Linked DNA regions of Homo sapiens: region 2 is linked to region 1. Evidence: chromatin loops called from intact Hi-C (ENCODE). Cell type or tissue: psoas muscle. All regions are shown on one strand. Each heading gives the region's core, and the rest is flanking DNA. Links, peaks and the distances in the headings are about the cores only.

Evidence for each region. A loop is a pair of places that touch in the nucleus more often than their neighbours do. Peaks named below come from ENCODE experiments on the same cell type or tissue, not always from the same donor. Only the 100,000 strongest peaks of a DNase experiment are listed, where the experiment ranks them.
Region 2: it touches region 1 in a loop (10-fold over the local background); 95 of 110 quality-filtered maps call a loop at or near these places.

What each region holds. Positions count from the first base shown.
Region 1 is chr1:165,913,195-165,916,009 of GRCh38, forward strand. No RefSeq gene overlaps it. Among named protein-coding and RNA genes, the nearest start is that of MIR3658, 6.7 kb to the left of the region's middle. In psoas muscle, for the core only: a CTCF peak has its summit at 1,183 (motif pointing left); no DNase peak of the experiment used is centred there; H3K27ac peaks cover 506 bases.
Region 2 is chr1:165,716,318-165,719,132 of GRCh38, forward strand. No RefSeq gene overlaps it. Among named protein-coding and RNA genes, the nearest start is that of ALDH9A1, 19 kb to the left of the region's middle. RefSeq lists an enhancer at 1,792-1,841. In psoas muscle, for the core only: a CTCF peak has its summit at 1,773 (motif pointing right); no DNase peak of the experiment used is centred there.

The sequences.
Region 1 (2,815 bases), core at 230-2,729:
ATGGATTTCTGTTATTTGGTGCTGGGGGGATGTTTAGATTTCTTTCTTTTTTTTTTTTTTTTTGAGACAGAGTCTTGCTTTGTTGCCCAGGCTGGAGTGCAGTGGCGCGATCTCGGCTCACTGCAAACTCTGTCTCCCAGGCTCACGCCATTCTCCTGCCTCAGCCTCCCAAGTAGCTGGGACTACAAGCGCCCACCACGACTCCTGGCTAATTTTTTTTTTTTGTATTTTTAGTAGAGACGGGGTTTCACCATGTTAGCCAGGATGGTCTCAATCTCCTGACCTCGTGATCCACCTGCCTCGGCCTCCCAAAGTGCTGGGATTACAGGCGTGAGCCACTGCGCCCAGCCTTTAGATTTCTATTTTAAAGCAGACTGTAATCAGATCACTTCCTAAACCCAGAATGAAGTAAAGCTACTTGCTAGATTTTGGATTGTGTGTGTGTGTGTGTGTGTGTGTGCGCGTGTGTATACACACACACACACACACACACACATATGCTTATAATTTTTTCATGAACTAAAATAACAAAATACCAAGTAAAAAAATGTGAGTTAGGACTAAACCAAGATATATGTTCTCAATTAAATGAATGGAGGTGAGGGGCAGGAGAATATGAAGTTGTGCCTTATACACACTCCCTTTTCATACAGTCAAATCCACGCTTAGCATTGCCTTTTCATATTAGGGTGTGTTTGGTCTAGATCCAATGGTGCCTATGGACTAGATCCAATGGTGCCTATGACATGGTGCCCAGAATGAAAACAGTGCAGGGTTTAATGCAGTGTTCACTGAATTCTGACTGTTCTGGTCCAGGGAAAGCCACCATGGCCTCTGCCTAAATAGCTCACATGTGATGGTGGAATTCTATGCTGAAAAGCCCAGGAGTTTTTCACCCAAGATAATTGTAGTTGTGGATGTTCTCAAGATTTCTCTTTATAATGGCATGTGCTTTCTCTTCTGTTTCTGAAATTTCCAGTTTGCATTGTAATGTTCATATTCACCTTTTCCAGCTCTCGTTACACTTTTCATTTTATCCTTAAAACAGTCCTGCGAAATATATAAGGAATGTGGTCATGCTCCAGTTTTACTGAGAAGGAAACTTGATTTAAACCCAAAGCAACTGCTGCGAAGTAGGACAGGCTGTATAGTCAGGTTGTCTGATGTGTGCCTGCCATCTAATGGTGGGATTCAGATTGCAACAGGAAGGTTGTTTTGGTTGCTGAACTTGGCATATGCTTGGCTACCATGGTTTATGAGAGTTGTTGGAATGTCCCTAGAAGTCTCTTTTTTTTCTGGAAAAAAAATTTTTTTAAGCGATGGGGCAGGTCTTGCTGTTCCCCAGGTGGGTCTTGAACTCCTGGGCTGAAGGGATGGATCCTCCTGCCTCAGCCTTCTGAGTAGCTGGGACTATAGGCATGCACCACAGCACCTGGCTTTTGGAAAATCTTTTATTAAAGTCTTCACTAGGGGAGATGGAAGCTGACCCTCTTAATTTCTCTATTGCTACCATCTGTTGTAGTGGTTCCACAAGATGGCCATCATAATCAGTGGGTGGGCTTGTTTAAAAACTTTAGTGGGATCCATTCCTGAGAATTCCAGGGAGGGAATTTTTTTTTTTTTTTTTTTTTTGATAGGGTCTTGCTGTTGCCCAGGCTGGAGTGCAGTGGCATGGTCATGGCTCATTGCAACCTCAGATTCCTGGCCTCAAGCGATCCTCCCACCTCAACCTTCTGAGTAGCTGTGACTACAGGTGTGCACCACCATGCCCAACTATTTTTTTATTTTTCTAGAGATGGGGTTTTACCATGTTGGGGAGGGAATCTTTTATAACAAACTGTACAGATGAATCAGATGAACAGGCGGGGTTGGAAATGAGGGGCCTTGTGTATTTAACCATATAGACCATTAAAATCTATAGTGTTCATTGTGTTGGGGATCCCATTTCTCCCAGAAATGTCCTATGTGTTGCTTAAGGAGCTCCCCTGCCTGCATGGAGACTGGAAAGAGGGTTTCGAGGCTGCCCCCAAGCCCATTCAAAGCCAGCACTGTTCTCTAAGGTTGTCAGACCCCAGGAGGTTCTAGGCTGGAATTTTCCTGGGAATGTTCCTTAGGATGTCTGCTAGAACTGGGGTGCTTTTAGAAGTTAGCGAGCCCAGTGGCCTTCAAACATGTTTTGGCTATGGATCCCTTCAGGAAATCTTACCTGAAGTTTCAACATGCAAATCAGAGGAAAGCAAAGCTGTGTGGTTGAAACTGGCAAGGGGTGTCTGGAGCCTCCCCTTAGCCTCTCCCTTGAGCTTGGAAACCATTTAAACCCAGGCTTCTCACTTCACAGATGACGAAATAGACCCAGAAGCAAAGTGACCAGGTCAAGAGCCCATTGTTGGGCTGTAGGTCTGCAGTGGATTGGATTAGGGCTTTACAGAGAACTGAACACTGTTTACAAGTTATGTTTGGTTAGTTGATATCCGCTGAGTTCTGTAAAAGGGACTCCACCTTCTCCTCAAGGACCTCAGTGTTGGCTGGCCTCAACCAAGTGGGGAGGTGGCTTGTTTGGGGAAATATCTCTGGAGTTAAACAGACCTGGATTAAAAACTTGGCTCCCTCACTTAATAGCTGGTCTTGGGGAAGCTGTTTGGCTTCAGTGTCTACATCCATAACCCAGGGCTAACCTCCTTGTTTTGCCTAGAGTATTGAATGAGACTTTACAGGTAGAGTGGCAGGACAGTGTTGGCACAAGAGCTGCCCAGTGAGTGGTGGCTGATTTTGTGCTTCTAGTCTATCCCTGGTGCTTGGGTTGTGGGTGAGGCTG
Region 2 (2,815 bases), core at 251-2,750, 200 kb before region 1:
GCCTATACATGTTATGGAATGTAATATGTGTTACTCAAAGTCTACTGATTGTTAAGTGTTTATCACATCTAAAAAATAACAGCACAGCAACATCTGGGCTGGTGTTTGACCAAATAACTAGGTCCCATAGCCTAGCCAAGTTGACACAAAGTTGACCATCACAGATAACCAAATATTGACAATGGTTACCTTTTGGAATCTGAAGTAAGGGAAGGTGCATGAGGACGGCATAGGGAAGAGAGGCACAGATTTTTGCTTTTCATTTTATACCTTCACAGATATTTGTATTTGTACCAAATGTGTATATTGCTTTTTTACAATTGTTATTTTTAATAAGAAAGACAGAACTTTGTGGATTGAACATGTGAGCCTGAAAAGAAAAAAGGCCCTTTTTTTTCTTTTTTCTTTTTTTTGTGACAGAGTCTCACTCTGTTGCTCAGGCTGGAGTGCAGTGGTGCAATCTCAGCTCACTGCAACCTCCGCCTCCTGGGTTCAAGCGATTCTCCTGTCTCAGCCTCCCAAGTAGCTGGGATTACAGGCGCACGCCACCACACCCAGCTGATTTTTATATTTTTAGTAGAGATAGGGTTTCGCCATGTTGGCCAGGCTAGTCTCAAACTCCTGACCTCAGGTGATCTACCCGCCTTGGCTTCTCAAAGTGCTGAGATTATAGGCATGAGCCACCGCACCCAGCCAAAAAAAGGCTTTTTGAAAAAGAGGATGAGGCAGTGGGTAGCTAGGAGCACATCGACCCTGCCTCTTGGTCCTCAGACAAGAGAAGAGAAACAGCAGCGTCTGCTCAAAAGGGTTGTGAATTATCATGGATTATCAGATATATTTGTGTAATTACATTGACATTTCCCTCATAAGAAAGTTAGGTTTTTAGTTCAAGTGGTAGGAGTATTCTATGATAAAATTGAGAATCTAGCAAAGTCTCAGCAAAGAACAGGGGCTGCAGAGGACACATTGAAAATTAAATACAGAGCAAAGGTGAGCCAGGATGGAGGAAGGCCTCGGCAGACTGGAGACATGCGATAAGAAAGACAATGGTCCCAGGAGAAGAGGGACAAGGGGGTCAAAAGGCATGCCAGAGAGACCCTCCCAGATCTACCTGCTCTCTTTCTCTCCTATTTTTAAGATTTCTCACCTTGTCGAGGGGGAAACAAAGCCTTTTATTGTTTTTTGTTGTTTTGTTTTTACATGGAAGTTTATTGAGAAGCTTGAGGAGTGGCAGGAGAGTCCAGGAATAAAAAAATGTAATAATACTTGCTGTGCATTTACCAGGTCTATGTCTTCATGTTCAACCACAGGGAGCCTCTCGTTGGCCCCATTAGAGGACCCATTCTTATTTATTTATTTTTGAGACAGGTTCTCATTCTGTCTACCAGGCTGGAGTGTAGTGGCGTGGTCTTGGCTCACTGCAGCCTCGACCTCCCTGGGCTCAGGTGATCCTCCCACCTCAGCCTCCTGAGTAGGTGGAACTATAGGCACCTACCACCATACCCGGCTAATTGTTGTATTTTTTTATAGAGACGGGGTTTCACCATATTGCCCAGGCTGGTCTCAAACTCCTGGGCTCAAGCAATCTGCCCACCTCAGCCTCCCAAAGTTCTAGGATTATAGGTGTGAGCTACCGCACTTAGCCCAGGGGACCCATTCTAAAGTTTCCTCAGTGTGTAATCTACTCTACCTGTCTCCCTTCCCCTAAACAGTGGATACAAAACACTTCATCTCCCTAAAAAGCAGGCAGGGCCAATTTTTGTCACTAGGTGGCATGCACATATAAGCAGTGAGTTGAGTTGCAGAAAAGATGAAGGAAAACTAGAAAAAGCAAACCCATTCAACAACAAAGAAGGAACTTCAAGAATGAGGTAAACATATTTAAATTGCCTTTTTGAAATCGTTATCACCAACTTGCTTTTTTTCGTGCCCCACAACTTCAGGCTGAGTACTTGGTAGTGATAGAAAGAACTATCCCTGAACCAGGTGGCAGCAAAAAGCAAAACATGGACTAAGAGAAGCCAACAAGCCAAAGGAACTAAGGGCTTAATCACCCTTTTGGGCAGCCCACTTCTATCTCGAATGGCCTCTCTAAATCATTGTGCATATTATTTAGTATTTTTATATTATCCAAAAGTCATTCCCCCCCACCCCACAGTTTTTTTTTTTCTTTTTGAGACAGAGTTTTGCTCTGTCACCCAGGCTGAAGTGCCAGGATCACCTTAAATTATCCAGTGGGATCACCTTAAATTATCCAGTGAACATGAAGCACAGCCAAGACTAGAGGAAAATGAAATGTGTTCATCCACAAGTCTAGTGCTTAATCAGCAAGATTTTACTTGATAAAGTTAAAGCTTTCAGACAAATGAAAATAATCTTAAGAAAAATAATCTAACTCCAATCTAGAGTCATTATAAATTAATGATTACAGGGGAAAAGAGAAAAACAAATTGTCAAATGATTTCTTAGTGTATATAGAAACAATATGAATCTAAATTTTTTGAACACTTCACTATTCAACTGCTTTTAGTAATGTTCCCTTATAATTTACAAAGGAACTTTACATATATTATTCTCATTTCATTTTTGTAACAATTTTATGAGTATGCAGGCCATTGCAGGAATTATTGTCCTCTTTTTTTAGACAAGGAAACTGACGCTTACAGTAGCTACCAGTTGTAAGATTTCTGAGCAGATTTCTACTCAACTCACCTTTGTGTCCACAATGCCCGTAGCACAGGGTCTTGCACAGAGGTCGTGCTTTAAATGTGCTTGGTAAATGGGTGAACGAATGTATGCAATTATAGCATGATAC